Regions from separate parts of the Homo sapiens genome. Here region 1 is linked to region 2. Evidence: chromatin contacts called from ENCODE Hi-C or POLR2A ChIA-PET data. All regions are on one chromosome and are shown on one strand. The core of a region is the stretch at or near the end of the contact, and the rest is flanking DNA. Distances in the headings are between cores, read along the strand shown.

What was found. A loop is a pair of places that touch in the nucleus more often than their neighbours do. ChIA-PET counts read pairs that join two places held with the same protein, here RNA polymerase II (POLR2A). Pooled maps may share reads with other maps.
Region 1: a pooled map shows a loop between it and region 2 (2.6-fold over the local background). The contact joins the promoter of FAM222B here to the enhancer-like site in region 2. A Hi-C loop is called at or near these places in 8 of 50 pooled maps. POLR2A ChIA-PET finds 5 or more read pairs at or near these places in 2 of 52 experiments (GM12878 and H1).

What each region holds. Positions count from the first base shown.
Region 1 is chr17:28,840,689-28,844,834 of GRCh38, forward strand. FAM222B (family with sequence similarity 222 member B) reads right to left here and starts at 2,102. Exons shown (of 3, transcript NM_001077498.3): 1 at 1,994-2,102. RefSeq lists an enhancer at 1,681-2,195 and a silencer at 1,881-2,070.
Region 2 is chr17:29,143,500-29,148,047 of GRCh38, forward strand. All of the region lies in intron 2 of MYO18A (myosin XVIIIA), which reads right to left. The region is part of intron 1 of LOC124903967 (a long non-coding RNA gene); the gene reads left to right. Among named protein-coding and RNA genes, the nearest start is that of MYO18A, 35 kb to the right of the region's middle. Within about 2 kb of position 2,037, at least 22 of the 41 ENCODE cell types and tissues checked have a DNase peak (open chromatin) inside an H3K27ac peak, as active enhancers do.

The DNA.
Region 1 (4,146 bases), core at 852-3,351, 300 kb before region 2:
GTTCACGCCTGTAATCCCAGCACTTTGGGAGGCTGGGGCGGGCGGATCACCTGAGGTCAGAAGTTTGAGACCAGCCTGTCCAGCAATGGAGAAACCCCGAGTGTACTAAAAAAAATACAAAAATTAGCCGGGTATGGTGGCACGTGCCTATAATCCCAGGTACTAGGGAGGCTGAGGCAGGAGAATTGCTTGAACCCAGGAGGCGGAGGTTGCAGTGAACCAAGTTCGCACCACTGCACTCCAGCCTGGGTGACAGAGCAAGACTCCTTCACCCACCTCAAAAAAAATTATAATAAAATAAAATAAAAATAAAGATAACAAAATAGCCAGGCACGGTGGCTCACGCCTGTAATCCCGGCACTTTGAGAGGCCGAGGTGGGTGGATCACCTGACGTGAGGAGTTCAAGACCAGCCTGGCCAACATGGTGAAACCCCATCTCTACTAAAACTACAAAAATTAGCCAGGCGTGGTGGTGGGCATTTGTAATCCCAGCTACTCAGGAGGCTGAGACAGGAGAATCGCTTGAACCCGGGAGGCGGAGGTTGCTGTGAGCCGAGATGATGCCACTGCACTCCTGCCTGGCGACAGAGCGAGACTCCGTCTCAAAAATAAAATAAAATATAATAAACAAATTATATTTTCACATCCCTCACTGGGCAGCCCTCCCAGCTTGTCTCAAACTAGTTTTCTTAACTCTTTTTTCCAGACGGAGTCTCGCACTGTCACCCGAACTGGAGTGCAATAGCACTATCTCGGCTCACCGCAACCTCTGCCTCCCGGGTTCGAGTGATTCCCCTGCCTCAGCTTCCCAAGCAGCTGGGATTACAGGCGCCCGCCACCACACCCGGCTGATTTTTTGTATTTTTAGTAGAGACGGGATTTCACTACGTTGGCTAGGCTGGTCTCCAACTTCTGACCTCGTGATCCGCCCGCCTCGGCCTCCCAAAGTGCTGGGATTACAGACATGAGCCACTGCACCCGGCCTTTTCTCAACTCGTTAAAGCACATTAGTGCCAACTGTGTTATAAGGCAACATGAGTTAGCTATGTTCAGAAAATATTTTAATAGATTGGCCCTCCATCCTTTCGGGTGAGGAGCTGCAAACCGTTTGTAAAAACGCCGGAGTACGGTATTTTTCCTACAGAAGTCTGATGGCTAATTTATCACATTACAGAACTGGTAGTTCTGCACATGGTCTGCTGTGCCCATAAAGAAAGCACATATGTGTCTACTGAGGTTTTACAAACAATACGCTTCTTATCTTAACAGAGAAATCAGTCATTCCATTAACAACGGTAAGGTCTAAATTCCACTAACATTGTTGGTGATACATTAACATCAACATAGTACTTACAATTCACAATTTGCATAAACAATCTCAATTACATAGGTGATGCTTGCAATAGCCCGTTTGAAGCATGACATCTTCCTGGTGTTCAGAAAGGTTAAGTGGGACCTGCCCAAGGTTACCTAACAGCTTTATCAATGGTGGACTTCCTTTCGAACCTGCCTGACTCTAAGCCCCTAGCTCTTTTCCCTAGACCCCTCCCGGCTTTCAAAAGAGGGTTCCCGACTCCCATCCTCTACCCAGAGCAGCCTATTACTCCGGGAGACCGACCCTTCCCCTGCCTGGTTCAGAGGTGGCTTCTTAAGCTCCAGCAGAGCTTTCATCCTCCACCACCCTCCCCCCGCAATCATTCTCTGAAAGAAGCGGAAAGGAGAGGCGACCAAAAGCTCCTGGAGGAAGGGATGATACAAATGGGCTGCTTCACTCCACAGCACGCAACCCCGTCCCCCTCCACCAAGCTGTCCAGCTCTGCGGCCGGCGACCGGGCCACCCGTGCCCCAAATTCTCCCATCATCACCTCAAACTGTACCTCCCCCACGCCCTTCCGTCTCCCACAGTCAGAGCCCACCCCACAAAGTCATGTATCCTTCCGCTAAGTTACCCTCTTCCCACGCGTTGTCCACTCCCCCTCCACCACTACTCACGGTCGGTGACTGGGCCCGGCCCTCATGGCTGCTCCTTTGCCGCCCGCCGCCCGCCGCCACCACTTCTCCACTGCCCGGCCCCTCAGTCACCGGCGCAGCTGTGGGGACTACCCGGAGCCGCTCCTGCGCCTGCGCAGCGTGTAGCGCCTGGGCCCTTTCGGGCCGCACGCGCCTGCGCAGCCCCTGCCGGGGGCGTCTTCCTCAGTGCCTGATGGTCTGGACCCCTGGGTCTCTAGTGGACATGGGAGCTGGCCTTGAAGAATTCTGAGGCTTAGAGAATTTGGCGGCTGCCTCAGGGTACGCCTCTGGAGTACCGTGCCTAGGTTACTAAACCCTTGGATCGCGCTTCCCCAAGGAGCCACAGACTTACTGGCTCTTCCAGAATTCTGCATCCTACTTGCACTTAAAGGCCTGAATTCAGGTGCTCTGAGGTGACCACTGATGATAAATTTGGGTCTTTTTTTTTTTTTTTCTGAGTCGAAGTTTCGCTCTTGTTGTCCAGGTTGGAGTGCAATGGCGTGATCTCGGCTCAAACAACCTCCGCCTCCCGGGTTCAAGCGATTCTCCTGCCTCAGCCTCCCGAGTAGCTGGGATTACAGGCATGCACCACCACGCCCAGCTAATTTTGTATTTTTAGTAGAGACGGGGTTTTATCATGTTGGTCAGGCTGGTCTCGAACTCCCGACCTCAGGTGATCCACCCACCTCAGCCTTCTAAAGCGCTGGGATTACAAGCATGAGCCACCGCGCCCAGCCTGGGTCTTTTTTTTTTTTTTTTTTTTTTGAGACGGAGTTTTGCTCTTGTTGCCCAGGCTGGAGTGCAGTGGCGCGATCTCAGCTCACTGCAACCTCCGCCTCCCGGGTTCAAACGATTCTCCTGCCTCAGCCTCCTGACTAGCTGGGATTACAGGCTTGCACCACCACGCCTGGCTAACTTTTGTATTTTTAGTAGAGACGGGGTTTCACCATGTTGGCCAGGCTGGTCTCGAACTCCTGACCTCAGATGATTCGCCCGCCCCGGCCTCCCAAAGTGCTGGGATTACAGGCCTGAGTCACCATGCCTGGTAAAATTTGGGTCTCTTTCAAGATGATCGTGTCTAGAATGTATCGGGGGTAATTATGTAAAGGCAGCTTTGCCATCCTAGAATACGCTACTAGCTAGGAGGTGCAATGAAGTCCTGGGGACCTTGTCAAGGAGGTGACCTCGCCTAGAATGCACTGGGGACACCGCTAAGTTCAGTATGTTTATCAAGCACATGCTGTTTATTGGACAGAAATGTTCTAGGCATCGCGTGTATGCTATTGAGGAATTCGCAGGCAAATAGTCCCCTGCTTTCCAGCTCTCACTGTGAGCCTGGCCCTTTTTCAAACTGGTAAAAGAAAACCACTAAAGTCCAGTGAGGCCCAACTGTCAGTCCCTAGACTACTGTGCTGCTTTGGCATAGCCTGACAAGAGACTAAGCTCAATCGAGTCCTGAGAATTCAACAAAACAGACTTGAAAGCAGCAGGCAAGAGGAGGTACAGGACTAAACTCTCTCCTCATCACCATGGCTCTTTTTTCTCTCTCAACTCCAGCGCTGGTCTCCTCTCTTCAGAGTTTGGACACATAAGGCCCAAGATACAACGTAAGGGGGAAAAAGAGAAGAAAAAAAGACAAGTTGAGTGCTCAATGAGGAATGTTAAAAAAATTTAAATAGGCCAGGTGCAGTGGCTCACGCCTGTAATCCCAGCACTTTGGGAGGCCGAGGCGGGCGGATCATGAGGTCAGGAGATCGAGACCATCCTGGCTAACACGGTGAAACCCCGTCTCACTAAAAATACAAAAAATTAGCCGGGCGTGGTGGCGGGCGCCTGTAGTCCCAGCTACTCAGGAGGCTGAGGCAAGAGAATGGCGTGAACCCGGGAGGCGGAGCTTGCAGTGAGCCGAGATCAAGCCACTGCATTCCAGCCTGGGCGACAGAGCGAGACTCCGTCTCAAAAGAAAAAAAAATTAAAAATAAAGCTGGGCATAGTGACTTATGCTTGTAATCCCAACATTTTGGGAGGCCAGGTTGGGAGGATTGCTTGAGCCCAGGAGTTAGAGACCAGCCTGGGCAACATAGGGAGACTCATCTCTACAAAAAATCTAAAAAATAGTGGCCAGGCAAGATAGC
Region 2 (4,548 bases), core at 787-3,286:
CCAAAGTGCTGGGATTACAGGCATGAGCCACCACATTTGGCCTTAATACATTTTAACTATTATTATCTACCTATGATCATAAGCGGGGGAAAAAATGAGGCATTGTAAGCAAAATTTCCAGGTAACTGGAGCCTACCCTTTTTAAGGGATAAAAGATTTAAGTCATTTTCTAAATTCTATACTATTTATAATCCTAAAAATAACCAACATATATACCCTGCTTCCTTAAGTACAACACTCCTAATTCATCTCAAAGATCTCACACTCTGAGCTTTCCTTCTTGAACCCAATCCATTTCTGCTCCATCCTGTACTGAAGGGCACGCCATCTCCACCATGATGACTCCTGACTTCCTGGCCTGGCTACAGCAGCCTGGCTTCTGCCCCACCAATGCCCCAGCCTCTCTCCAAGGGCACCAGCCCCTCTTAGGCACCACCATGCTGAAGCCTTGCATATGCCTATATTAGGAAGGCCAGATGCCCTTTGTGGCCATATGTCTGCTTTTTAATTCTTTTGTCCCCTACCTCATTAGGCCATCAGCTGTCACTCGTCTGTCAGTGTGCCTGTCTCCACTCAGCTTCACATGCAACTACAGCTAGTCCCTCTGCTGCCCAAAGCGTGGTGGTGCAATATCAGGGCATGGTCCATTTCTTTGATGAGTCTAACTGATGGCTCCAGAGGCCATGTGGACACTCCCACAGCCAGCCAGGCCACCCCAAGCCCCTCAGCTTGCCTCCAAGGACAGCTGGAAGCTATAATCTGGCCCCTCCTCAGACTTTACTTTCACTTTTCTAGTCTCTTCTCCCTCTTCCCAGCCAGCCTGGCTCTCCGTCATTTGCCTGCCCTTGTCACCACCAGAGCCATTCCTTACGAATGTGTCTCTACCTTGGCTGACCCTCTCCATCTCTCCAGGCCCATCTCAACTCCTGCCTCCCTTATGAAGCCTTCCCTGAAACCCAAGACCCACCCGGCAATGCAAAGAACGTGGGCTTGGCAGCCAGACACACCTGGGTCTGAATCCCAGCCTCTTTCTTGCTGTCTGACCTAAGGGAAAGTTACTTGACTTCTTAGAGTTTCTACCTTTTTGGCCTTAAAATAGTATGATATCCACCTTATGAGGCTGTTATAAGAATAGAAAAGGCAGTACATGTAAAGCAACTGATGTGCGGCCTGGCAAATTATAGTTATTAAATTATTAATATCATTATTATCATAAACCATAGCACTCACTGTCCACACCTGAACACATTACATACATACGGTTCTTGGTTATACTCAATATGGTGCTCTATTATATACAGTGGAGTCACACACTATGTGGGGTTAGATTCCAAAGTCAGCACGTAAGGCAAAAATAGAATATAGTCCAAAACTCCTGAAAATCCCTTAAACTGCTCACAAAGTATAGTACACATGATTTTGAGTATGCCATTTGGTATAATATAGCTGCAGGAAAGCATAATAGTCATGTACAGCATATAGTAAAAACACACAAAATATTATTTTTATAATTTTAGGCTACAGTAATATAGTTTCTTTCACAACCATATAGTTGAACTTATTGAAGTTTACTGTCCACGTGCCATGACTATACAGCATAACTAATGTTCTGAATGATAATCGATTCGTGTTGAATGTTTAAGCCTGCTCTCCCTGGAGAGCTGGGACCATTTCCTACTTCCTTTATATCCCATCCCGTTCCCCAGCACTAGGCACACAAAAGGTGTTCCACGAAAATCCATATGGATTTAACCAACTGATCTGAACGGTGCACGCACAATAAACGGGCTGGAATAGAGTGGGGAACAAGGGGATCTCCATGTGTGGTGACAACTTCAACTGCTCTGCTCTCCCACATTGGTGGCGTGGATGAGTGGAAGGTCCTTGGCTCTGTTTCAGGCACTTGACCAGGCAGAGTGGCTAAGCAGAGCTGGGGGAAGGCCAGACAGGAGGCTCTGAGGGCTGGAGGAAGTCGTTCACTTATTCAACTAGCTGTGAACTGTAATACCTCAAGGCGAACACTGTGGGGAAGCACCGTGCCTGCTTCTTTTTCAGCTTCCCCACCACAGACTGAGCTTCCTGAGGCAGAGGTTGTGTGTTGTTCATTGCTCTATCCCCAGCACTCACCTAGCACTGGGCCCTGCTCAGAGACAATATGAGGCACGTTTGAGTGACTGAGTGAAAGAAGATAATTTAGTTCTTGTTTTCAACTAAATACTTCCTGATTTAAAAAAATGTACAGATCAGCAGAGGAGATAACAAATGTACCCCAATAATTAAAATTCAAGTCAGGGACGTCAATAACAGTCTAGGGAAGTTCAGAGGCAAAGATCTGTTCCAGTTACGGTATTAAGTAGACAGCTTACAGACAGCTTGGAGCTAGGCCAATGAAAGAGAGAAATGTTATAATGTGGCAATGAGGTAGGAAGGGAATTCCAGGGTGAAGAAGTAGTGTAAGAGAAGGCAAAGAGGGGCCAGGCAGGCGTAGTGGCTCACGCCAGTAATCTCAGCACTTTGGGAGGCCGAGGTGGGCGGACCACCTGAGGTCAGGAGCTCGAGACCAGCCTGGCCAACATGGTGAAACCCCGTCTCTACTAAAAATACAAAAATTAGCCAGGCGTGGTGGCATGTGCCTGTAATCCCAGCTACTCAGGAGGCTGAGGCAGGAGAATCACTTGAACCCGGGAGGCAGAGGTTGCAGTGAGCTGAGATCACGCCACTGCACTCCAGCCCGGGCGACAGAGAGAGACTCCATCTCAAAAAAATAAAATAAAAATAAAATAAAATAAAAGGCAAAGAAGTGGAAAAGCATGAGATGTGGACAGTAAGTCTGGAAGAAATGTATGACACATATAGGAAACCAAGGAGGGAGGGATAAAGCTGGGAAGGAAGCTGGGTCTCAAATCAAGCAAGTGTGTGCTGTAGTGGACATGTGTTGTTTCTGCTGCCCACCACCCATTCCTCCATCCTCTGATTATAGCACTCCATTTTCCCCTCTGGGGACCCACCCCAGCACATGACTTCGCCCTGGCCAATAAGAATATCCTGGCCAATAAGAATATCCTCAGGCTATAGGTTCATGGAGGGCATGTGACCCAATCAGTTTCAAGGATACATAATGAAACTTGGGGATTATTCAAAGAGTCACACATCTCTATCCACACAACTAGAACCTGGGGCTGTGACATTTTGCCATTACTTGTCTGAGGACCAAGGCTGCCTAGAAGATGGGGTGAGAGACAGAAAAGGTCAGGTCTTGGTCACACTGTTAATGTTTCCAGATAAGGCTGAGCCTGTAGCCGGTTCTACTGCTGGACTTTTCAGATACTGGTGACAACACATATCTTCTTTTTAAGCCAGTTGAGCTGGGCTTTCTGTTACTCTCACCTGAAAGAGCTGTACCTGAGATGAAAGCAAGGTGGGCAGTCAAAGGAACAAGAAGGTACACACCAAGCACTAGCCATGGCCAGGCACATGCTACTGGTTTTCCTCTCAAAACCCTGCGAGGTAATGAGAAGGGGAATTGTGGAATGGGGAAACGGGGTTTACAGAGGTTAAATAATTGCCTGTGATCACACAGATTGTGACTGGCCAGGTGATTTGAACTCAGATTGTTCAGATTCCAGAGCCCAGCTCCTTACACACCACCACCTGCCTGGAAAACAATGGGAGGCACAACAAGCTTTTGGAGAGTGATGGGGCATGATTTAACCTGTGCCTTAAGAATGCTGAGCAGGTCAGGCATGGTGGCTTATTCCTGTAATCCCGGCACTTTGGGAGGCCGAGGAAGGCAGATTGCTTGAGCTCAGGAGTTCAAGACCAGCCTGGGCAACATGGCAAAATCCCATCTCTACAAAAAACACAAAAATTAGCTGGGTGTGGTGGTGGCATGCCTGTGGTCCCAGCTACTTGGGAGGCTGAAGTGGGAGGATCACCTGAGCCCAGGGAAGGTCAAGGCTGCAGTGAGTCATGATCACACCACTGCACTCCAGCCTGGGTGACAGAGTGAGAGACCCTGCCTAAAAACAAAAAACAAAAACCAAAAAACATTCTGAGCTAACAGGATGCAAGAGGAGGAGAAAGGAGGCTGGAAGGTGAAAGAACATTAGAAAGTCAAGGTAGTCAGGCATGGTGGCTCATACCTGTAATCCCAAAACTTTGGAAGGCAGAGGCAGGAGGATCACTTCAGACCAGGAGTTCAAGACCAGCCTGGGAAACACAGAGACCCGTCTACAAAAAATTTAAAAATTAGCCAGGCGTGGTGGCCTGCAACTGTAGTCTTAGCTACTTCAGAGGCTGAGGTGGGAGGATCAATCACTTGAGCCCAGGAGTTCAAGGTTACAGATTACAGTGAGCTACGACCATGCCACTGCACTCCAGCCTGGGTGACAAAAAAAAAAAAAAAAAAAGGAAGTCAAGGTAAAAGGTGATGCCAAATGAGAGATAAGAAGGGTCTGCCTAGGATTCTGGCAGTTGATGGGGAAGAGAGGGTGACTCAAGAGAAAAAATAAGCTGGACTTGGTGACTATTTGGGGAAGGATGGGAAAT